3 separate regions of the Mus musculus genome follow, and regions 1 and 3 are each linked to region 2. Evidence: chromatin loops called from intact Hi-C (ENCODE). Cell type or tissue: heart. All regions are shown on one strand. Region 1 overlaps Dicer1 (dicer 1, ribonuclease type III). Region 2 holds the start of Gm46375 (a long non-coding RNA gene). Region 3 has its middle 6.3 kb from the start of Dicer1.

Region 1 (8,000 bases), 280 kb before region 2:
CTGACTCTAAGTTCTTTCAGAGTTTCCAAGTCTGTATTTATGCATACCCTAGGCAACCTAAAAGCAATCAGAGAGAGTATTTTAGAAGACACAACTCATTTTTTTAACAACAACAACAAAAAAACAATGTTAAGAAATTGACTTCACAAATTAGCTACTTAATAATCTTTTTATATTTAACATCAGAATAAAATCCTTCATAAAATTATTTACTAAAAGACATGACTGAAAGAACTAGCTGTTAAAATTAGCATTTCACTCTAATACAACTGTGAAAACGAAGCAAGTTCAGTCAGACAGGAGGGAAAGCACTTGGCAGAGCACGACAGATTCCCCCCCCACCCCACCTGCCTGTAAGCCTGCTGAACACCACACTCTTCAGCACCCCGTGCTTCTTGCCTCCCAGCCTCTGTCTGTCTGTCTGTCTCCTAAGGCTACCTCATCCTTCACCAGATTTTATTTTTCCAAGACAGGGCTTCTCTGTGTAACCCTGGCTGTTCTGTAACTCACTATGTGCACTGGGCTGGTGTCTGCCTCTGAGTGTTGGAATTAAAGGCGTGCACTACTGTAATCCGGCTATTCACTAGATTTTCATCACATTTTATATGCCACCCAGTAAGATGCAGAGACCATGCACGCCAGCATGAGCTGTAGGAACACGTACCATGAACAAAGCTGTGTGAAGAAAACGTCTGAGAGCTTGTGAGAAAACTCCATGTAAACAAGACAAGTCTTACAATCTCTGTTACTCCATAACAAAGGTTGTTCTTAGAACGTGTTTTCATGACCTCCTAGGTGTAGCAAATAGGAGTGAGCTCACTTTAGAGTGTTTAAAACAACTGGCTATTGTTATTTGTTTACATGCCTCTATGGGGGAAAAAACCCATGTCTTTGCCATGTGTGGCTTGTCCTGTGACTGAGCACCTTACTCATATGACTGACCCTTCTTAACCCTTAGAGTATGAACTGTCTGATGCTCTGAATAAAGCTGGTTATTGCATGAGACATGGTCTACCTCATGTATCAGCTTCACCCTCCCAGGTACTGCCTCTAGAGCAGTAAACAGCACTAGTCTGTTTCATGCCTGCCTGTTTCTAGCAATGCTCTAGCCAAAATTCAAGTCAACCAGTATAGGATTATCTAGTTATCTAGTTACACTACTAGGCAATCTGTATACAGGTAGAAAGTCCATCAGACAAGTATAGAATAGTGACTTATGTTGGTAATAAACATTAGTAAGTCTTTATCTAATTTTAATTGATACGATATTACAAATCTACAAAATTCTGTCTTGTAGGTCCCTTTAAGATTGTCAGGGTGGGATGTAGATATGTAAAACCATACCCCCACTTCTCAGGGTGGGCCTGCAGGGAGGAATGTCTGTGAACAGAAGCTTCTTGGTTAAGCCCTGCGGGACTCTAGTAAGCTCATTAGCATGGACAACTCTTTTGGGCCTGCTTTACTGTGGTCATGTCTCTTTTCCTATTGTCATGGTCTGAGATATTAGGATGTTGCTTCATGTACACGAAGAAGGGCTTGGGACTTTGACCCTTCGTGATTGATGGCTACAAATCTCTCTGGGAGTTTGAGGTGACTTGACAAGCTGCAAATGATACTAGGTTTTAATACAAACAAGAAGCTCCCATTAGAGGGCTGGTGAGATGGCTCAGCGGGTAAGAGCACCCGACTGCTCTTCTGAAGGTCCAGAGTTCAAATCCCAGCAACCACATGGTGGCTCACAACCACCCGTAATGAGATCTGACTCCCTCTTCTGGAGTGTCAGAAGACAGCTACAGTGTACTTACATATACGAAAGAAAGAAAGAAAGAAAGAAAGAAAGAAAGAAAGAAAGAAAGAAAGAAAGAAAGAAAGAAAGAAAGAAGCAAGCTCCCATTAGCACCCAATTAGCGAAGGCTGTATCCTTTGGGGTGCAAAGAGACAGCCCTTGCAGTCCAAAGCTTGCAGCAACTACGACTTCCTGGTATGACCTTTCAAAGCACATTAAAAGAATCCCAGAGTCTCTGTCACTACTAACTTTACAGAAGTCCTTCCTACTAATCCTACTCCTGAGCTCCTAAGGTGCAACTTCCATAAAGCCCCAGTAAGCAAGAGAGAGGGGAGACTCAGTATGAACAGTACAGCATTAACAGGCAGTCAAACTTGTTAGCACTGAAAAGTTCCCTATGACAGAAGTGCTATGGGAGATCGGAACACAGACAGCAAGCAAATCTAGACAACCTAACACCAGCCAGGGCGTCCAAGTGACCACTTGAGATGATCACTTGGCACAGGGTGCAAACAATTACAGGTTTTGTAAACTGATCTGTTGAAATCAGAAGAAACCCCTTTTCCTTTGTTTTTTTCAGAATTCCCTTCTCCTTCTGCAGCGTGTGGAAAGTCGAGCCTCCAGTGCACTAACTACAGAAGGTTTCCTTCAGAGTCCAAGCACTATCTCTGAACTATTACAAGGAAGGAAACAACTAGCTTCCAGGAGGAGATAGGCCTAATACGTCATCTGATTCCTATTTATGAACCTGTCCTGTAATCACCAAGCCAGAACACTAGAAAGTTTACTTTGAGGACAGAAATGGAATGGACTACAAACCACTATGAAAAATAAAGAAAAAGAAAACGCTTTCAACATAAAGCTGACAACTGCTGAGAAAAGTCTAACGCCTGTGGTCAGCAACGGGCACCTGGGATCCCTGTTGACTGCAGGACCCAGAACAGATAATCATTTATGTGGTATACCAGACATAAGGTGTATGGCAAGAGGCCAGAGTCTCATTAATGGTAGCACGGCTCACAGCTCAGTGTATACATTCTTTTCTTCCTTTCTATTGGTCACAGAGGTCCTGTTTTGTAGTACCGGCTTTCAGCTCCAACACAAGTTTCCCCACAAAGGAATCTGTAGTTTCCCAACTGCCCTGTTATAAACGGTTTGCTCCATGGTCACCACTGTCCCTGACCTGCTCACATTCAGAGCTATCTTAGCGTATCTGCTCACATCAATTCTTAGAACCTCCTTGCTTCTACTTTCTGGGTTTGGATTCATAGACACTATTTAAGTGTGTAAGGATCATATCCCTGCTGTCTTCAGAATGGTCCTCGATGCATATCAGCCTAGTTTAATGTTATTCAAAAATGAAACTGTTTCCTTTTTCTTCTACCTCTATGCCGAGAATGTCTGTGTTGGAAGACTTAAATTATATTTCTCCAACATGGCTTTAAAATGTCTTAAACACAGCCCAATCCACAAGCAATACTGATGCCAATTAGCAAATTCCATTTCTTGGAACTTATGTACTCAAGAAACTCTAAAACATGTTCCTCAACTCCACAGAGAGAAGAAGTTTAAAAATAAAGATGGAACAAAGTAGGCCAACACTTGCTACATTAAAAAGGAACCCACACATCCAATGGTCGGCATTGGTTAAAACTCCTCCCAAATCCCTTCCTCTCTAAAGACAATGTCTCAGCTGGCCTTGAGGAGCCTCTTCAGAGCAGGCAGTATGAATGTGATTGACTCGGAAAGCAATCTTTCCTTTCTTTATATCTTTATCGTGCAAGGGACACATCAGGGAGGCCAAGGCGCACACATATCAAGCATCCACTACCCTCTAAAGCCGTTCCCTGGCCCTCAAAAACAGGAACCTGTATTAGGAGGAAGTGAGATCTTCTTTAAGATGTATTTATTTTACCATATGAGTACACTGTCACTGTCCTCAGACACGCCAGAAGAGGGCATCGGATCCCATTACAGATGATTGTGAGCCACCACATGGTTTCTAGGAATTGAACTCAGGACCTCTGGAAGAGCAGTCAGTGCTCTTAACCACTAAGGCATCTCTCCAGAATGAAAAATGAAATCTTAAACTTAGTAAAGCAAACATAGAAACTATACTTCTTAAATGTTAAAGAATTCTTAAAGAAAAATCTAAAATACAATTTAAGATTCAACACACAAAAAACAAACGTGTGTAATATAAAGCACACAAGAGTTTACATAGTATTTTTAGCCAAATTAACCTAAAACACACACACAACACACAAATTCATAAAGGAGAACAAAACACACACACCACCTTTAAACATGCCACTGTTGCCCAGTGACTATTTTGAGGTCAAGGCATTAAAGATCAACAGATTCAGGACAAGGTCTCCACCTTCTCCTTTCTACCAAAACCTAAAGTAGAAATCCCTTCAGCCTGCTCCAGAGGAAGAGAGTCCGCCCTACACCAGCAGGCAGAAACATGACTGGTCCGAATGAACACGCTTTACTAAGCAGCTCCTTCTCTATACCTCTAGCGACCTACTGCAGTCTCCCAGCCCTAAAAGCCCAAGTCTCCTTTCCTGCTATTTCTCACTCCGGCTCACTTTGCTATCACTGTAATAAACATTCACGTACATGAAATGAAAATAAAGGAGGAAAATCTTAAGTAATAATAAAAACCTCAGCGGGGCTGCAGAGATGGCTCCTGGGGAAGAACACTTGCTGAGTCTGCATGAGGACCTGAGCGCTGGTCCTCAGCAACCATGTAAAGGCTGGGTTTGGCTGAGCCTGTAGCCTCCAGGCTAAAAGGGGCAGAGACAGACACCTCACTAGTCCTCACTGGTCAGCCAGCAGGTCAAGAAAAGGTGTGTCCCAAGCTCCTGGTTCATAAAGGGACAAGGCAGAGAGCGACCAAGCAGGAGACTGGACATCATTTTTTGGCTTCTGCACTTGCACACCCATGCACATACACACACACATACACACACAGAAATAATATCCACCAATTGGTAAGTTTTTGAAAATTTACCATAAAAAAATAGGGCATACCCCAAATAACCACAGTATTTAAGATAATTATACATAAAGGACCTATCAACTATTTTTAGTGACTACGTTATAGTAAGACTAACCTCAAGCTAAAAACCGAAAGATTAAAGAGGAAAGAATGGAATGAAGAGTGCCGGGATCCAAACACCACTCCTTTGATTGCTAAAAAGAACAAGAGAGATGTTGACATTTCTGCATCTTTCACTTGCTGTAGCTGTCATTAAAAACCCTGGAGCCATTCCTAGTCTAAGTGTTACCATAGAAACCCCAGAGCAGCTGCTACACCACTGCTATCCCTAATAGCCCACCCCACAGCTACATGTCTACGCACAAGAGTGGATGAGGAAACAGTTCAGCAAACTAGGGTTTGGGTTCAAGAGGCAACTTAGTACAGCCATTGAGAAGGGTAGTAGATTATAACAGACAAAAATGTGTATGTCGTGACATCAAACAAAAAAAGCAATCTTTATTTAGATTATTATTAATATCTGCTTGGGTGTTAGTTAAAACCTAAAGAAAGAAAAGGGATTGAGAGGGGGACTATCTTTTCTTTTACACTTGTCTACATCTCAAACTCTTCTACAGTTTGAGCATGTATTAGTTCAGATATGGAGAATGACTTTCAAGTCAGGAATGATGGGTAACAATGTAATGGTTAAAGATCTGCAGGATCTATTTCCAAAAGACTTTATACAATTTGAATTATTTAAACAGAATAAATCTTCATCCTTGGCACTCCAAGGCCGGAAGACCTGCCAGAGCTCTAGAGGTGTCGATCTGTACTGCAGATAGTGTGACATCATCCAACTGCAGCCACTCCAGGCTCTCATGGAACTGCTAACCACTCAAATTCTATGTCAATAAAAGGTGATCTGTGTCCATCCCTGAAGTCAGTGGGACACTGACATGTATCTCATGAATTATCCCTGCCCAAAGTACAAGGCCTGAATCCAGCCATCAACAAACAAAACTTGATATTCACTTTGCAAGACAAGTGGCTTGTATTCTTCAAGAGTGAGTATTAGAAAAAAGCTGACAATCTTCCAGAAAGAGAGGAGGGAGAATCGGGACAGCTAAGTGAGATCCTGAAAGAAATCTACACAACACCTTATTTTTCTAGTGAAATAAGAAGTGGTGTTTTAGAAGACATTATTAGCATAAGCTAAGTAAATGTATACCCTAGAAACCACAGGTCCGAGTCTGAATTCTTCATGTGATACAGTCAATGCGGGTAAGCATCTTATGCGTGCATAAGACGGCACCAAGGCCACCACATGTGTCTACATAAGTGTACAGATTTCTCTTTATGTTTATATAATTTATACTTTCTTATGTTTATACATTTATAATATAGTATTTAAAAAATAGTATGTCTACAATACACCAGTTGAAATTTTTATTATAAACACCCCAAAGAACCAGTTTAGTAAAGCTTCCAGGCACCCAGCTAGAGAAGAAGCTAGAAGCTAAAGTCTATCTTAATAAAAAATTTTCCTGCAGATGCAAAGTGTTGGGAAATGGCTCCCACAGACTCTAGGGAGTGGCACTCTTAGGAGGTGTGTTGTTGGAGGAAGCGTGTCACCATGGAGGGCAGCTTTGAAGTCTCATATATCTCAAGCTACACCCAGTGTGATACGTAGTCCCCTGATGCCTGTGGATCAAGATGTAGAACTCTCAGCTCCTTCTCCAGTACCATGTCTAACTGCATAGTGGCATGTTTCCTGCCATGATGATAATGGACTGAACCTCTGAACTGTAAGCCAGCCTCAATTAAATGTTGCCCTTTATAAGCATTGCCTTGGTCAAGGTGTCTGTTCACAGCAACAGAAACCCTAAGATATTTGATATGTTCGCTTTTGTTTTATCTTATTATATTTTATTATTATCCCTTAGAAACCTACTTGTTTTCTAATGAGAGACAGAAAAGGAGTGGATCTAGATGGGAGGAGGGGTGGGGAGGAGCTGGGAATAGAGGGAGGGAAAACCGTAATCAGAATAAATTATGTGAGACCAAAATAAAACCAAGCAAACGAAACAGCTATTTGTAATAAAAGTGGAAAAGAGAAAATGTGCACAAACGGATGCATCACTGGTCACTCCCTGTGTCCCTCCAGCCCGCCACGCCCCACTCCTCCTCACAGTGAGGGCCTCTTTTTCTTTCAATAGTATTGTTACTTATATATGCAAATAAATACATAATTACCAAAAAAGGACAACTCATCTATGAAAATGTGCACAAGCCCTCTTTTTTGAACCATCTTCCATTATAAAACTGGATATGGGCAGTGGTGGCACACGCCTTTAATCCCGTACTTGGGAGGCAGAGGCAGGCGGATTTCTGAGTTCGAGGCCAGCCTGGTCTACAGAGTGAGTTCCAGGACAGCCAGGGCTGCACAGAGAAACCCTGTCTTGAAAAAACAAAAAACAAAAAGCAAAAAACAAAAAACAAAAAAACAACTGGATATGTATTTCACTATTAGTAACATGGAAAGTCATGACATAATCTATTTACAAGAACACAGCAAAATATTCTCTAAAGCACATATCTGAAGAAAAACAGTATCATCTAAATTTTATCTAAAATAAGCAATAGGCCAGAACCAGGCAGCAAACTGTTTTCCTCCCAACTTCAAGAGGCCAAAAGCTTACAGAGGAGGACACAGAAACACAGAGGCCAGCAGCTGCCCAGTGTATCTCAGTGATGAGCTAGAAGAGTTGGTCCTCCACCCAACATTAGCTCCCAAAGTGTTATGAAAAAGTAATAGTTGAGCTTTAAGTGGATGAAGCATACAGTATCTCTAAGATGCCACAGGCAGTGAAGGCTAGGAGCAAGATGTGGGAAAGGATGGCAGTCACAGGTCTGTCTATCCATGGTCACCTTACCCTGTTTTAAGCCTTGCTGTTACCAAGCAGAAGACAGAAATTCCGACTTCAAAGCATCTCCAAGTGTCAGATAAGTCTACTGTCTTCCTTTTTAATAGGTAGGTGCACACTCCTTTAATTCCCATAACTTAGAAGTCAAAAGCAGGGAGATCTCTGCAAGTTCAAGGCCAGCCTGGTCTACATCATCATGGCTGCATAGTGAGACGCTGTCTCAAAATAAATGAAGGACAGATAGCTACAGAGTTAGCTCTTAAGCAAACAACCTTCTTCTATCATCTCAAAGGTCAACCTCCAC
Region 2 (8,000 bases):
GCAGGAAGGCCACTTCTTCAATCTTGTGCAGATTCTTGCTTGCTATTGACATGCGTGGGGAAAATGGTGGGGCCCTCTGCTTACTTCACAGGCTCTCTAGATGCTTTAGAACAAACACAGGCTCACACACAGGGGCCACTCACAGCTGGGAGACAAGGTGGCAAATTCCTCCCAACTCTTTCCCGAACTGAAAGGGCAAGCGGCCACCAGTGGTCAGGAATCAGTCTCCGGTCACACTTCCCTCACGGCCCAAAGCAGGAAGCCTGGGCCCTCACCTGGCCTTGCTGTGGCTTGGACATTTCCCATCTCTGTCTTCTTTCCTTCCTCCTTTTCAATCTTCATGGCTGTCCTTCCACAAGCACACAGACCCAGGGTTTTACCCTTGTCTGGCTTTTCTCTCGAGGCCCACGCCTACCTCTGTTATTATTCAAAGTAATTTTATGGTACAGGCAGTCGTGGAAACACTCTCCTCTTTCAGCTGTAGCCTGATGATTTAGGTGTCCCTCAGGTGCCTTGAGAATCTCGATGTACAGAAGTCTTGTGACAGCCCATCTTCCTTCCATTTCCCCCGAGTTAGCAAGCAGCCAGCAGGGCTCACCATAACCTCCAACCAGACAATCACAGATGGCGCCTTTCCTTTCTGCAGGGTTTCTGATCTCCTCCCATGGCCCCTCCCCCACCCCAGACTGGAATAGTGCTGCCTCACTTACAGTCAGTCGGGCTCGCTGGCTGCTCTGTGGGTTCAGCTGCCTCCAGTCCATGCTCAGAGTTCCAACCAAGTGCTCTCCTGACTGGGGAGCGAGGCTTTCTAGGATCTTCTCTCCTAAGGAAAGATTCCCTATCAGACTCCGAGCCAGGTCTGCCTCAGCCTCCCAAGTGCTGGGATTAAAGGCGTGCGCCACCACCGCCTGCCAGGTTTTTCTTCCCTCTTCCATGGAGACTCTCTTGAGTGGCAGCCTCAGTGTCATCCCCTGAGCTTTCTCTGGCCCCTTGAAGTGTTTCTGTCAGGTCCCCTCACCCTAGTTCCTGCCAGTTCTTAGTGACATTCTTGCATGTGTCATTGCACGACTGTGAGGTGTTCAGGACTGGACAGGGTAGTTTTCCTCCTAATGTCCTATCTAGCATGGCGGCAGGAGCTGTGAGTCTGGGACTTGAAGTGAGGGCCTTTTGCATGCAAAGCAGACGCCTCACCCCAGAACCCCAGGCACACAGGTGCTTTGTCTCTTTCTGTGGCATCTATGGTCAGCACCGGAACCTTTGCTGAGGAGCAGTTTGGTTTGCCACAGTTTCAGTTACCAGTGAGCAGCCAAGAGTTCAAGGCAAACTCCTCCTCAGCAGCTTGCAGCTGCTCGGCATCCAACTCGGCGTGCGGGGAAAGTGAATCATGCTTTGCTCAGTGTATCCACACCATATGCACTGCCTGCCTAGAGTATCCACACTATATGCGCTGCCCACCTAGAGTATCCACACGGTATGCACTGCCTGCCTAGAGTATCCACACGGTATGCGCTGCCCGCCTAGAGTGTCCACACGGTATGCGCTGCCCGCCTAGCGTATCCACACGGTATGTGTTGCCCGCCTAGCGTATCCACACGGTATGCGCTGCCCGCCTAGCGTATCCACACGGTATGCACTACCTGCCTAGAGTATCCACACGGTATGCGCTGCCCGCCTAGAGTATCCACACGGTATGCGCTGCCTGCCTAGAGTGTCCACACGGTATGCACTACCCGCCTAGAGTATCCACACGGTATGCACTACCCGCCTAGAGTATCCACACGGTATGCGCTGCCCGCCTAGAGTATCCACACGGTATGCGCTGCCCGCCTAGCGTATCCACACGGTATGCACTACCTGCCTAGAGTATCCACACGGTATGCGCTGCCCGCCTAGAGTATCCACACAGTATGCGCTGCCCGCCTAGAGTGTCCACACGGTATGCACTACCTGCCTAGAGTATCCACACGGTATGCACTACCTGCCTAGAGTATCCACACGGTATGCGCTGCCCGCCTAGAGTATCCACACGGTATGCGCTGCCCGCCTAGCGTATCCACACGGTATGCACTACCTGCCTAGAGTATCCACACGGTATGCGCTACCTGCCTAGAGTATCCACACGGTATGCGCTGCCCGCCTAGAGTATCCACACGGTATGCGCTGCCCGCCTAGAGTGTCCACACGGTATGCGCTGTCCGCCTAGCGTATCCACACGGTATGTGTTGCCCGCCTAGCGTATCCACACGGTATGCGCTGCCCGCCTAGAGTATCCACTGCCAGTCTAGAGTATTCACACGGTATGCGCTACCTGCCTGTGAGCCGGTTAGTGGCTATGCTGGTCTTCAGGTCTCCCGCTGGGTATGGCAACCCCTGTGTTTATGTCACCCTGTCTTACTTGTGTCCTCAGAGTCCCGGGGATGTTGGCAACTTGAATATGCCAAAGAGAAGCTGTAGAGTTCTTCCTGGAGAAGGCAGAAATGTGTGGAGGGACCACAGTGGTAGAACTATAGCTACAGTGTTGCTATCACGGTCTTGTTGCTATTATTGTTGCTACTGTTCTTCCTTCAGTTCATTTATAAGTTGACTTTAATCACAGGTAACACATGGATGTAAAAACATAGTATGTATACAGGATTCAGTTCTATTTGTGGTCTCAGGCATCCTCTGGGAGAGGGGTACTATATTTTGAGTTTCATACTTTGAGACTTGTAGAGGCACTGTCCTGAATTATTTACGGTGTTTCCTGTCCCTTATGTTAGAATTATGTACTGAGCAGACCCTACAGGCCAGGAACAGTGTGAAGGCACCAGGCTACACAACCATTTCTGCCTGGGAACCCACAGGGGAATGGGCGAAGCATAGGAAATACATAGGAGGAGAACACACATTTCTGAGAAGAGAGGGCCAAGCAGCCATCGAGGGTCATGCTCATGTTCTTTAGTGCCTGCGACTGTGTGGGATTGGTGCTGGACTGCTCAGGCTGATGGTGGTCTCTATATCTCTTAGTGGGTGGGTCTCCATCACGTCTACTATTGTCTCAACAAACCTGCTGTGGTTCAGTTAGGAAAAGGACTCCATGCGGGCAGCACTCAGTCCCTCACACCTGATGACCGGTATCCCAAGGTACTGACCACGGACTGCAGGAGGGCTGTCTACAAAACTGTTCCTCCGGCATTGTGAGGGAACCAAGCATCCATCCTCTTGAAATGTGTTTGCTCATTCATATTTTTTTTTTGAAGCAGGTCTCTAGTCAGCCCAGGCAGACCAGTACCCCAGGATCCTCCTCGTTTATACCCAATGCTTCCAGAATGTTCTTTTCTGCTTCGTTTTGGTTGAGGGGAGTGGAGGTGAGGATGGCAGGGGTCTCACCTACTTCAGGCTGGCTGGAACTCAGTATATAACCAAGGATGACCTTGAATTCTCATCTTTCTGCCTCCACCGCCTGAGTGCTGGGATTACAGGCATTCACCATCACACCCCATGTCCTGCAGTGTTGGGAACTGAATTCAGAAATTCCTGCTTGCTAAGTAAACATTCTACCAACCGAGCCTCGTGTACCCCTTTTAGTATCTCAGACTATCTGTCAACTTTTAAGTCTCCCAATGACCCCGTTATATATGCCATTTTGTGACTCTAATAGAAAGCACGTGAGTTAACTACTCCATAGGATAGGTTCTGGCACTAGGGGAAAGCACAAATCTGGGCCACTTACCGATTCCCAGACTACATTATCAGCAGGGCTCCAGCTTCTGTAGATGACAAGCTAGTGCCCCCTGCTGGCCTTACAGGATAAGACAGGAGACTCACTAAAATGCTCAGTTCTTCCTCCCCCCACTCCCACCTCTTGAAATGAAGACTCTTAATTTTTTTTTTTTTCCACAAGAAACAATTTCTTCAAGAGAATTCTTCTTATTAAAGCCGGGGGTAGTCCTGCACACCTTTAATGGTAGAACTCAGGAGGCTGCTGCAGGAGGATCACAATGAGTTACAGGTCAGTTCCAAGGCGCTTGAGGGCGTGTGTGTGTGGGACACACACACACACACACACACACACACACAGAGGAGACTGACAGGATCTTATCTGCTTCCCTAGATAGCCTAGCACTCGTATGAATTATCTCAGGGCAGCAGCTGTGCTGTGTGAAGGCAGATGTGCGGATGGATGGGAGGGTCAGAGTAGAACTAACTCACACAACCATGGCTTCACAAAAAAGTCACAGGAAGGCTGGGCTCAGTCCACCTAGGCACCTAGAGAAGAAGGCACCCACTCACCCACAAGTGCTAACTTCACCCTGAGACAATAAAGGTTCCCAACTTGCCAGTGAGGCCTTTGCAAAAAAAAAAAAAAAAGCTTACTTTGCATTTTTGAAAAGCAGAATAGTTTTTTTGTGTGTTTAAATTAAAATCCTTTGGAATTTTGTATCTACCAGCTACACTTTCAAAAATACAGCATTCAGAGTTAACAAGTGTTATCCTTCTGGGTAAACAGTCAGAAAAAGAGCCAGTTTTAAAGACCCTTTTCCTAATCGTCTTCTGAAAGGGAGAATGGGAAGTTCCACCTCCCCATCTCTAGCCCAGGCCGCCCTGGCGGAACCCTGCGGTAACTGCTTTCTTGGCGACGGGAGTCCTGTGTGCAGTGGACTCTCGTGATAGTGATGGTTTGAAAGCATGAAATTATCCAGCCTCAATGGTTTGGGAAATGCTGAGTGAAATTCTGACTCAGCAGGAGTCAGAGGCCGTCACTCCTCAGAAGAGAACACGTGTTCTTGTGGCTGAGACTATCAGAGGGGCCCTTGGCCCCGTGATACTGACTGGCTCCTTGTTTTTGTGGTCTAGGCATCTCCTCACAAGTCTTTGGGAGGTAATGAGTGACAGAAACTATCTGCTGTTAAAAGCCAAATCCAACCCCAGACAGCAAAACAGCACTGCATATTAAACAGGCGGTAGGGGAGAAGGATTTGTGGGGTCAGCTTGCTCCTTCCCCTGTGTGCGACCTGGTGGTGGAACTCAGGTCACCAAGCTTGGTTGCAGGCCCTTTAGCCACTGAGCCATTGTGCTCACTTAATTCTTGTACCATTTAATTCATATATAATAGTATATACATATACATGTATATATGAATTATATATATAGATACATACATATATGTATATATTTGTTATATATATATATGTATATATGAATTAATTCATATAGAGAGAGTTTAATGTGTTTTAATAGCAAACTTATAGGAAAAGCAGAGGACAGACAATATTAAAAACTTGTACACAGGGCAACTCAGAAGGTATAGTGAATGGATGAACTCTACTGGATGATAAAAATGTCACAAACACCATTTAGTTTCTGTCAATATAAATTTACTTATGTTTTAAAAATCCGAATGCTGGCATTGTTCAGAAAAATCTAACAGGTTTATTTAAAATTGTTATAAAGTTGAACTGTTGAAAACGTGTTCACTGAAACATTTTGCTTGCATTAATGCTTTACATCTTGAATTTATATTAAAAGCTCACACATGAATGTGGAGAAGCTACCAATACCTGATTCTGTCCCCTATGTTTCCACCCCCCAATCATATACTTGGGTACCTTTGATCCCATGGAAAAATTATCTAACATTCAGAACTACTGATAACAGGAAGAAGAGGAAAAAAATTTTTTATTTTGAGAATGAAATTTTTCCTCTCATAGAGTACTTTTTTTAACCTATTCTTTTTTAAAAAAATGATTTATTTATTTATGTATATGAATACACTGTTGCTGTCTTCGGACACACCAGAAGAGGGCATCAGATGTCATTACAGATGGTTGTGAGCCACCATGTGGTTTCTGGGAACTCAGGACTCATGGACGAGCAGTCAGTGCCCCTCACCACTGAGCCATCTCTCCAGCCCCATAGTGGACTCTTAAGCATGTTCTCTGCGTGTGTAGCTGGATATCTTTTGGAGATTTACATGTTTGGCATGGATAGCACACAGATTGGTATCTTCCCAAAGGCCAACCCGATAGGCCTCACTTGCCTCCTGCTCAGCACCAGTATCTGCACTCTGGAAGCGCAGATCTGTTTTGAAATCCTGAGCAATTTCTTGCACCAGACGCTGAAAGGGGAGCTTGCGAGTCAGCAGTTCAGTTCTGTTGACTTCTGATAGCGGCTGATTTCAGAGTGCCACAGTACTGGGCCTGTGACGACGAGGTTTCTTCACCGTCCAGTAGAGGGCGCACGCGTGTGAGCGGCTTTTGAAGCCAGTTGTTTCCTGGGTGTTTTACCACTACCCCACCCCCTTCTCCTTGGTCTGGAGCTCCCCAAGCGAGAAGCAGTACAGTGCTGGCGTGAAAGCAATGGTGGCTCCCCGACAGCTGCAAACACACCATTTAATTAATTTAACTTTACAGGAAACCTTTCCTTTTACACTCGGTGTATAGTAAGTTTCTCAATAAAACAAAGTCGGACAGTTGTACAACTTTAAGACATATAAGGTTGGGTGTGGTGGTTCCTGCCTATAAGTAACTCTGGCATTTTGGACGCAGGAACAGTGCTGCTGAGAGGACAGACACACACCACCACACCTTGCACCCTAGGCTTCATGTAAGGTTCAAACGGATTTGTGTACACAAAAGCTGTCTGGAGAACAAAACTCACAATACGTACACAGGACAAACTCACACTGAGGCAACTGCTTGGGAGGAGGGAAACACAGCAGACAGCCTTACAACTCCACACCACTCTGACAAAAGCTTGAAATATACACAACCTCCAGTGGCCATTCTCAAAACACAAGGAGAGAAAATACAAGTGTGGGAAAATTCAATGATGAAAACTCAATACTCGGTATCCTTAGGACTAGAACCCAGGACCACACCCCCACACTCCAAATCCCAGGACAGCACTCTAGCTCTTCACAACATATACCTTCTCCGTGGTCTATCCTAGATTGACCTAATCCAATTGCAACATACCATCTATCTCCATGTACCCAGTCACTCCTGGATCAGACAAAGCAAGGAGAGCCTGTGCCAGCCAGAATCTCTGATGTAGGGACTAGGTTATCCACAACTAAGATCAGTTAAGTACTTACAAAAGGCTTCAAGGCATGGTAGGACACACCTGTAATCCCAGCCTTCAAGGAAGCTACGGCACGATCTCATTTTAGGCCTGACTAAGGCTCTAATGGCAAGGCTATCTCAAGAAACGTAACAAAAATGAAACCATAACCAAGTCGAAAATAAAATATAAATTAGCTGTGTTGGAGAGAAAGGTAGTCAAAATTCAAAGGCATTGCCACCTCTTGGAAAGACTGGCTCTGCCTGGTTTCCACATGCCTGTAGGTGTTGTCTGGGCATTCGGTTAATGGCGGGGGCTGAGCTGATGCTCTGTTGTTAAGTGTCACACGGGGGTGGGTCAGGCTTCAGCTCAGGTTGTGGGTTTCTGGGTCCCAAGAGCCATCTTTACTGGAGGCTCCACCCCTGTAACCCAGAGAGCCACTTTTCTCTTAGGGCAGCACCTTCAAAGCTCTGGGCAGCAGGGCCAGGCACGTGTCACCTGGTGTAATTTTTGCTTATGGTGTACCAGTGTTTTGCCTGTGTGCGTGTCTGTGTCCACAGACGTTGCCTGGAACCAGCGTAACAGAAAGTTGTGAGCTACAAGGTGGGTGCTGGGAATTGAACTCAGGATCTCTAGAAGAGCAGCCAGTGCTCTTAACCACTGAGCCATCCTCCCCTCTTCTAAAAGCTGGTTACTGTAAAGGGTATCAGGTGGTAGCACTAGTTGTGTCAGAAGGAAAGGGGGTGGGAGCTGGAGACCACTCAGCTCCACAGTCCCCACCCTGGCTGGTGTGGGGCTGAGACACAAAAGACTCAGTCATTGTTCCCACTGGCCTCACGGGGTTTGGAATGGAAGCAGGACCTCATCTGAACGCAGGGAAAGAGAGACACTGTGACATGCCCGAGTCACATATTGCCAAGGTGAACTTTTGCAGTTTAATTATGATGTTGTTTTACCCA
Region 3 (8,000 bases), 270 kb before region 2:
ACAGTTGCGGCATCTTGCTTTTAATACAATACACACACATAGAGAACAGATGTCTACAGCATGTGGAGGAGCCCCCAGGCTTGCCAAGAGTCACCAGCTCTCTGTTGCACATGTGCAGGCTGAGACTATTTCGTATTCAGCGTTGGTACACTAAGAATTGATCCAGTGTATAGGGTGAGGCATGACCCCCAGTGATTCCCCACCCCCATCCCCGACACTTACACAATTGTCCATGTTCCAGCCCTTGTGGACTCTCTGGGTTCGGAACGTCTCCATCCCAGTGGTCTATCTGTTCATGCTCCACTTGCTGGTTTGTTCTTGATCTGGGGATCTAAACTCGTAGAAGAACTAGAGTCCTCATTTTGTTTGGAATCTCAGAGCTGATGTTTCAAGCCACATTAAGCAGTGGCACAATGCACCGTGCAGTGCATTTTCTGTGAGCTAACTTTGATTTTTCCATCAGATATTCAGGACTCCACACTGATCCAAAAATAATAACTGAGGAGGAGAGAGAGCTCTTCCTTACCGCAGAATAAGTTTACAAGGAGTTGTGTCAGAGCAATGATCTATTTGGCAATTATGTTTACTAAATCTGATGGATAAACATTGAACGAGGAATGAGAGATCTTAACTCAGGTTCAAAGCATCTCTCTACGAATTCTTTGAAAAATGATAACTTTACAAGAGAGTGATCCAGCAGATGCTATCTCACCCAGATGAAGTCAGCTGTCATGGGAGGAGATAACAGACACATCCCACTAGAGTCACAGCCTCAGTCTTGTCAAGTTTTCTAAGTTTCAAGTTGGAAGTGTAGCTATGGTAGGGGTTCATAAGGAAATGTTCCTTCAGGCTGGAGAGATGGCTCAGCAGTTAAGAGCACTGACCTCTTCCAGAGGTCCTAAGTTCAAATCCATTCTTGGTCAATGGCATAGCTTCAGGATGTCTTGATGGCAGCAGTTCCACTATAGGGTAGAGGCCCTCACCAGCAAGGAGGAACAGAGGCTGGCCCACTGCTGCCGACTCCAGGGGAAGATCACCACCACTTATCTGTCCTTCCAGGAAATACCATCACAGACCTGCCCAATGGTTAGATAATTTAAGGACCAAGTGACAGGATTAACCATCACAATACCTAATAGGCCAAAAAAAAAAAAAAAAAAAAAAAAAGCCTACGTACAAAAACCAACTGAACGTATCATAGACAAAATATAAAACCATTTCTAACTAAGATGGTAAGGCAAAATAGTTAGACTTGGATTAGATACCTCACAATTTAAAACTTCCATTATCTGTAAAAAGACACTGTTAAGAAAATCAAAAGAAAAGCCACACATTTGAAAAGGGTGTTCTCCAAATGCCTATCTAAAAATGGCTAGTCTCTGTAAATTATATTTTTATGATTTTAAAAGCTTAGCAATAAACAACCCAGGTACAGAATGTGAGCAGATGAACAGTAAATGAATGTAGGCAGCGAATAAACACAAAGTTGCTCAAACGGCTGGAGAGGTGCCTCAGTGGGTAAAGCATTGACTGCTCGTGTAGAGGACCTGGGTTCGATTCCCAGCATCCATGTGGTGGCTGCAAGCCATACATAACTACAGGTCCAGGGATTTGACAACTTTTTTTTTTCTTTTGCCTCTGAGGAAACCAGGCACACACAGACCATGCACACAGGCAAAACACTCAAACGCTTAAAAATATTAATAACTGTATTGAAGCTGCTGAGTTGGCAGGAGGCTTTCGAAACCACAAAGCCCATCAGGAGAAACTACAAATGCGGGCTTCCCAGTCTAAGTGGAGTCGAAGGGCTTGATGAAAAAGGGTATTTCTGTTGTCATAGCAACAAAACCCCACTTTAGGAGGCATTTACTGGATCGATATACTCTTGCTACCTTCCGAAGGGAAAGTGTGGATTTTGTTTTTGTTTTAAGGCAAGCGGGGTGATTATTAACTAGATATGATGGCTAAGTCACTTCTCCAAGTCCATTCCTCCACGCCTGTTTCATGGAAGCATTTTCAGTTTGCTCTCAATGGGGGCAGAAGGCAGGACAGGCCTGTGCCCACCTTGCTGGGCCTCCTCGTTTTCTTTAGGAAATTGTAGTGGGAAAGGCTGTATGAGACTAAGCCAATGGGGGCCTTCTCCTGGCCACAGCCCTAGACGGTAGGTTTACTCAGTCCTTGAAGAATGCTTTCTGCCAGAGAGAGACGCTGGTGCCAAACACGTAGAGATTTTTGTCTAGCTGTTACACTGGAAAAAAAAGAACATATCACTTCAGTAGGATGGCGTCTTCCACCAGCATCAGGGTACCAGACAGGACTGAGCCAAATCAGACTTCTCCCAATACCTCATACAGGGCAGGAGCCCTGAATACGTTGTCCTGTGTGGCACTGGGAATGGGGCTTCCATGGCACTGAAGGACCAATATGTCAAGTGCTTTGTGACTCTGTTATATAATCTGGTTTGAATGAAGACGGTTCCATGGGCTCTTATCCATTTGGGGGATTTTTTTCCTCCAGATGGACCCAGATCCAGCCCAGGCTCCCAGCTACACTCTCCTCAGAGGGTGACAGTTATCTCCTCACATGGATATCTGGAATCTTCCCACAGTCCCCAGGGACAGAGTAGACAGTTTAAGCACACCAACTATGTACAACACAGCACCAATAGTGTAAACACTATTTCCCCACACATGCACACACAGGTGCACGCACACACACACACACACCTCAAACTCTAGGGCTTTCTCTGGTCGTTGCAGATAGGCCACTCTTTAGCCGAGCAAGACAGGTTGACCCGTCACACGGATTCTGAAACTGCTGGCCTGTGGCTTCCTAGCTGTCTTCTTGCAGCCTCTTTTGCTATGCCATGTAGGGAATTTACTGTCAGTCTAGGAAACCCAAGGCCACTAGGGACATTTCCCAGTTCTGTTATGGCAGAGGCGGCTCAGTAAAGTCCAGGGAGGGTGGGGGTGGGGTTGAACTCCAGGGGAAAAGGAGCTTTAATGTGGACAGACAGGGTGGTGACATTTTACTGACGCTTGAGTCCCTTTCACACGGCTCATCTTCCTTCACACAGTGGGGCTGTGGCAAGGCTGGCAGGAACTGAGCTTGGAGAAGCTGAAGTCATTCGGAGGCCTCTGAAATTCAGAGCAGATCGCTGAGCTGGGGACACTGGAAGTCCTGTGGTCTCCTTCTCTCCAAGAAAAGAACTTCAGATCTGTACCTGGTAGCCAGCTTTCTCCTCGGGGGTGTAGGCGATGCCTTCCCAGGATCAGCCTCAAACCCCTTGGGTCTCATTGCTTTGAGACCACCTGAAGGGACTCCGGGAGCACGAGAACACGCCAGTAAAATCCTGGAGCCTCAGTTTCCCTACAGCTCTGCTCCTTCATCTCCACCCCTTGGTTTTTTCTAAGCTTTGTCTCTTTCGGGAGGACACAGTGCCCGCCATTTGTCAGGGTTATGCGCTGCACAGACTGGCACCTGGAAGAATACTCAGCACACACATCAGGCACACCCTCATGTCTCAGTCCCCTCCCCAGACCCCTAGTGTGCTCCATCCTAGGGAAGGTAGACTTTCCTTCCTTCTGACCTCTGTCTCCAAAACCCAACCAGAAGGCCTGTGGGCTGAGGGAGCCAGCTGCCATGGTTGGCCCAACCTCTGACCATTAGAACCTAGGCAAGAGCCACTCAAGATGCTTGCTGCTGTCACAAACTGTACTTCTTATTATGGTTGAAGTATCCATTCCCCCAAGAGTTCACATCCCGAAGGCATGGTCCCCAGACAAATAGTGGTCACACAGGTGGCTTATGGAACACAATGGGATCCTGCAGGCTCTGACTTACTTCACCAATAGATTAATCTACTGGTCGATTCATAATTGGTGATATTACTAGGAGGGGCCGAAATGTCAGGAGGCGGGGCCCCACTGGAGGAAGTAGGTCACTGGGGCTGTGCCTTTGAGGAATGTCTGTGCCCTGCCCCTCCCCCCAGTCTCTCTGCCTCTTACCCGCCATGAACTGAACTGCTGTACCCTATCACGAGATCTCTCTCATGATGTTCAGGCTTCAGCAACGGAACCATCCAGCTAGAGGCAGAACAGAGGCTGGCTCTTCCGAGACTGGGAGTCAAAATAGATTCCCCCACCTTGTGGCAGTTTGAATAACAGCCCAGTAGGCTCATGTGTTTGAATGCTTGGTCTTTAGTTGGTGGAAATGTTTGGCAAGGATCATGAGGTTTGGCTCTGTTGGAGGAGGTGTGTAACTGAGAGCGGTAGGCTTTGAACTTTCAAGAGTCCACACTGAGCTTTCCTTGCCCGGTGCCTGTGGATCAAGTCGGGATGTAAGTTCTCAGCTACTGCTTCAGCGCCTTGGCTACCTGAGGTCATGCTCCCAGCCGTGCCAGTCAGAAACTCACCTTCTGAACTGTAGGCACCAAATATACTTTTTTCTTCTGAGAGTTGCCTTGATCATGGTGTAAAGCAGAAACTTCTAGTTTCTTTGGAAAGTTAGTTATGTCAAATGATGTTTTGCTGGGGCACACAGGAAAAAGGATGTCTTGCTAAAGCAGACATGGGAAAAGAATGTTTTCCTGAAGCAGGCACAGGTGAAAGGATGTTTTGATATGCAGACACATGGAAGGACCTGTGATGAAAGGGTATTAATACAACTCCTCAGGCAGTGGAAGACGAGCACTGAGCACGGTTTGGCTTGCTCTGCCTTGCTATCCTTCCCTAACGACATGCATGTATTGATTTGCCTTACATAGTTGAACTCACTAGTGGTAATGCTGCCATTGAGAGTAACTCAAAAAACTGCTCGTGAGGTTTCTGGATTAGCTTACTGCTTCAGCGGCCAAGCCTCAAGCTGATGGCCGAGCCTCGAGGTTTCTTCAGGACTGACTGACCTACCGCTGCTGGTTCATGCCTAGTGTCTGCCTGCTGAGAGGACTGGACTGTAGCTGCCAGTTCCCATGTGCTGTCTGCCAGCCTAGAGGACTGCTGGGAAGCTGCTGAGTCGCATCTGGTGTTTGCTATGGAACTGAACTGCTGCCAAAGAAGATCAAGCTTGCTCCCAAAGAACTATTGCTGAACAGGTCTACTTCCCCATATCCTAATAACTTTTCTCTTCCACTACTTCTGCTGGGTAGTGGGCTAAAGGAGAGGTTGAACTTTTATTAAAAGTAGGTTGCAAAATATTTCTGCCTACCATGGTGTCTTCACAGCAATAGGAAAGTGAGTAAGGCACACCTTCAAGTCGGTCTCACGGGTATTTGTAAAACAGGGAGAGGCTCATACCTCAATCTTCCAAACAACCCACTCAGCCCCGTGACCAGCCAGAGGACCGTTGCTTTCCTGCTGGTAGCTGTGGTCAGTGGCAAGATATGCTGTGTGGTCCTTCTTAGACGCTTGCAGTGGTGGCTCACGTGGGGACAGTGATGAGATGTCTAAATACACCGCCTCCATTTTGGACCACAGGGATAGGAACCACAGTAGAGAGACAACACAGCCACAAGAGATCCAAGGCCAGCAGGAAGGAAGGGTCAGCTTCGAGATGACTCAAGCCTGAAGGCCTCTCCAGACCGAGGTGAAAAAGAGACTTTCCATATTGTTTCTCTTTTCAAAGGCTAATCTATTTTATTTTATGTAAATGAGTACACTGTAGCTGTACAGATAGTTGTGAGCCTTTATTAGGGCCTCTGCTTGCTATGGTCAACCCCACTCCCTCCAGTTGGCCCTGCTCACTCAGGCCCAAAGATTTATTTATTATTATAATCAAGTACACAGCAGCTGTCTTCAGACACACCAGAAGAGGGTGTCAGATCTCATTACGGGTGGTTGTGAGCCACCACGTGTTTGCTGGGATTTGAACTCAGGACCTTCGGTAGAGCAGTCAGTGCTCTTACTCGCTGAGCCATCTCGCCAGCCCCCATTTCTCTTTTTCTATATGTATGTGTAGTGCATATGCACATGTTTGTGCTTGCAATGTAGAGGCCAGAAGTTGACCCCAGGTGTCTTCCACTATCTCCCTCCACCTTATATTTTGAGGTAAGTCTCTCAGCTGAACCCAGAGCCCACTGATAGTCTACATTGGCTGGGTCATTGAGCTCCAGGGATATAGCTCTCTCTGTCCATGCCTGCAACCCACGGTGCTAGGATTACAAATGTGTGGGTCTTCCTGCAAACCTACGTGGGTCTTCCTGCTTACTCAGCATCCGAGCCATCACCCTAGCTCTTTTTTTCTAAGAAAAAGTCTCATGAAGTCCAGGCTGGCCTTAAACTCACAATATAGCCAAAGATGACCTGGAACTTCTGATCCTCCTGTCTGTACGTCTCAAGTGCTGGAATGACAAGGCATGACCACTGCACTTGTTTAAGCAGAGCTAGGGAATTGAACCAGGGACTTGTGTGTAAGCACTATCAACAGAGCTCTAGCTCCAGCCCTTTCCTGAATTTTCCATCAGTTGAGCAATTGATATTTGAGTTGCCTGTCACATGCGGCTGAAATCAAACCTGAAGATAACCACAGATACTAGAGAGACAAATGTCACCCTATCTTCCCATTTGCAGTTTCCTGAGCCATGACCTTCCTGCCCACAGCAAGACTGTCAAGCAGGATTGCGCAGAGCTGGATCCTGGCTCTGGCTTCCCTGCATGCAGGATTGTCTAACGTATTTCCTACCCATCCTTCTCCTTAACACAGCCCCATAGGTTGTGATTTCTAACTTTCTCCAGCTAAACAGGGAGCAGGCTCTGTGCAGCATGAAGGAGGCTGGTGAAGGGTCATGACACCAGAATTAGATTTAACACATGGTATTGGGGAAAATATTTTAAAAGTACTGGAATGTTCCTGCACTTGTGCCGGCAACTCTCTGTCCTGGCAATGGCTGACCTGTGTTTATCTCATGGAGACTCTCTGGCCTGAAGCTCCCAAAATGTCTCCAACGAGCTTGCTAAATTCCCACTGGCCGGTCGCTACCATGCCAGCACCAGCTTCAAATCCTTCACAGCCTTTGTGGTGCACATCTGGCAAACCCATGCTTTGCCGCAGTACCTTTCTCTCTTGAACCCAGTTGAACGGCCATGTGAAGGAAAACGCTACAAAGACTTGGTTCAGAAACAATGGTAACTCAATCTCTGGGCAAAATAACTAAAACCTAATCTTGTAAGTCTTATTAACATCTGATTCCTCTGGTGGCTAATCCTGCCGGATCTGCCATGATACCTGGAAGCTCTAGCTACATCTTGTCCTTGGGCTTTTCCCGTCCAAAAAGACTCTAACGCTCTCCCCCGCCTCTTCTTCCTCCATCCAACCCGGAAGTCCCGCCTACTCGCCCAGTGATTGGCTCCTTTATTCATAGGGGATTGGTTCACAAGAACAGTGCCATCCACAACAACATGGGGCTGATGAGAAGCTTGGCAGTTAAAGTGCTTGTTGCTGAGTTTGATCCCCAGCACCCACGTGTTGGGAAGAGAGAATTGCCTCCATAAATTGACCTCTGACTTCCTCTGTCTGTGTCTGCTTCTCTCTTTCAGTCACTCTATACATGTATGTGAATGTGTGTGTGTGTGCATCACCCCCTACAACAATAAATGTATAAAACAAAACAAAACAAAACAAAACAAAAAACCCTTAAAAATACAAAGAGAACAAGATAGTGGAAGGAGAAGTAGGCCACCTTGAGTGTGCATCTTGAGTGTGCAGAGACTAGCAGATGTGCAGCACATATTCTTCACACTGTCCATCTGCTTCCCCACCCCACCCCCCACCCCCACCCCCGCTTGCCTCTGGCCGCCCTTTGCCTGAAGATGGAGTCTTATCACACAGGCTTGGACTCAGGCTCTGTGTTCTGGAAAACCAGGCTAATCTTATTCTTGTTCTTGCTCTTGTTTTTGAGACAGATCTTTAACTTACTAAGTAGACCATGTTCTCCTTGAACTCACAGAGATCTGCCTGCCTCTGCCTTCTGAGCACTGAAAATAAAGGCATACACTATCATCCTG

Evidence for each region. Hi-C counts contacts between places; a loop is a spot of excess contacts. Peaks named below come from ENCODE experiments on the same cell type or tissue, not always from the same donor. Only the 100,000 strongest peaks of a DNase experiment are listed, where the experiment ranks them.
Region 1: a loop joins it to region 2, with 3 times the contacts of the local background. A loop is called at or near these places in 18 of 42 quality-filtered maps.
Region 3: a loop joins it to region 2, with 3 times the contacts of the local background. A loop is called at or near these places in 16 of 42 quality-filtered maps.

Annotation. Positions count from the first base shown.
Region 1 is chr12:104,738,792-104,746,791 of GRCm38, forward strand. The region is part of intron 1 of Dicer1 (dicer 1, ribonuclease type III); the gene reads right to left. Among named protein-coding and RNA genes, the nearest start is that of Dicer1, 9.2 kb to the right of the region's middle. In heart, CTCF peaks have their summits at 3,733 (motif pointing right) and 5,586; a DNase peak (open chromatin) is centred at 3,650.
Region 2 is chr12:105,021,698-105,029,697 of GRCm38, forward strand. It overlaps Gm46375 (a long non-coding RNA gene), which reads right to left and starts at 5,059. Exons shown (of 2, transcript XR_003950255.1): 1 at 711-5,059. In heart, CTCF peaks have their summits at 3,777 (motif pointing left) and 6,207 (motif pointing right); DNase peaks (open chromatin) are centred at 197, 3,763 and 6,214; H3K27ac peaks cover 215 bases.
Region 3 is chr12:104,754,250-104,762,249 of GRCm38, forward strand. No RefSeq gene overlaps it. Among named protein-coding and RNA genes, the nearest start is that of Dicer1, 6.3 kb to the left of the region's middle. In heart, no CTCF peak of the experiment used is centred here; no DNase peak of the experiment used is centred here.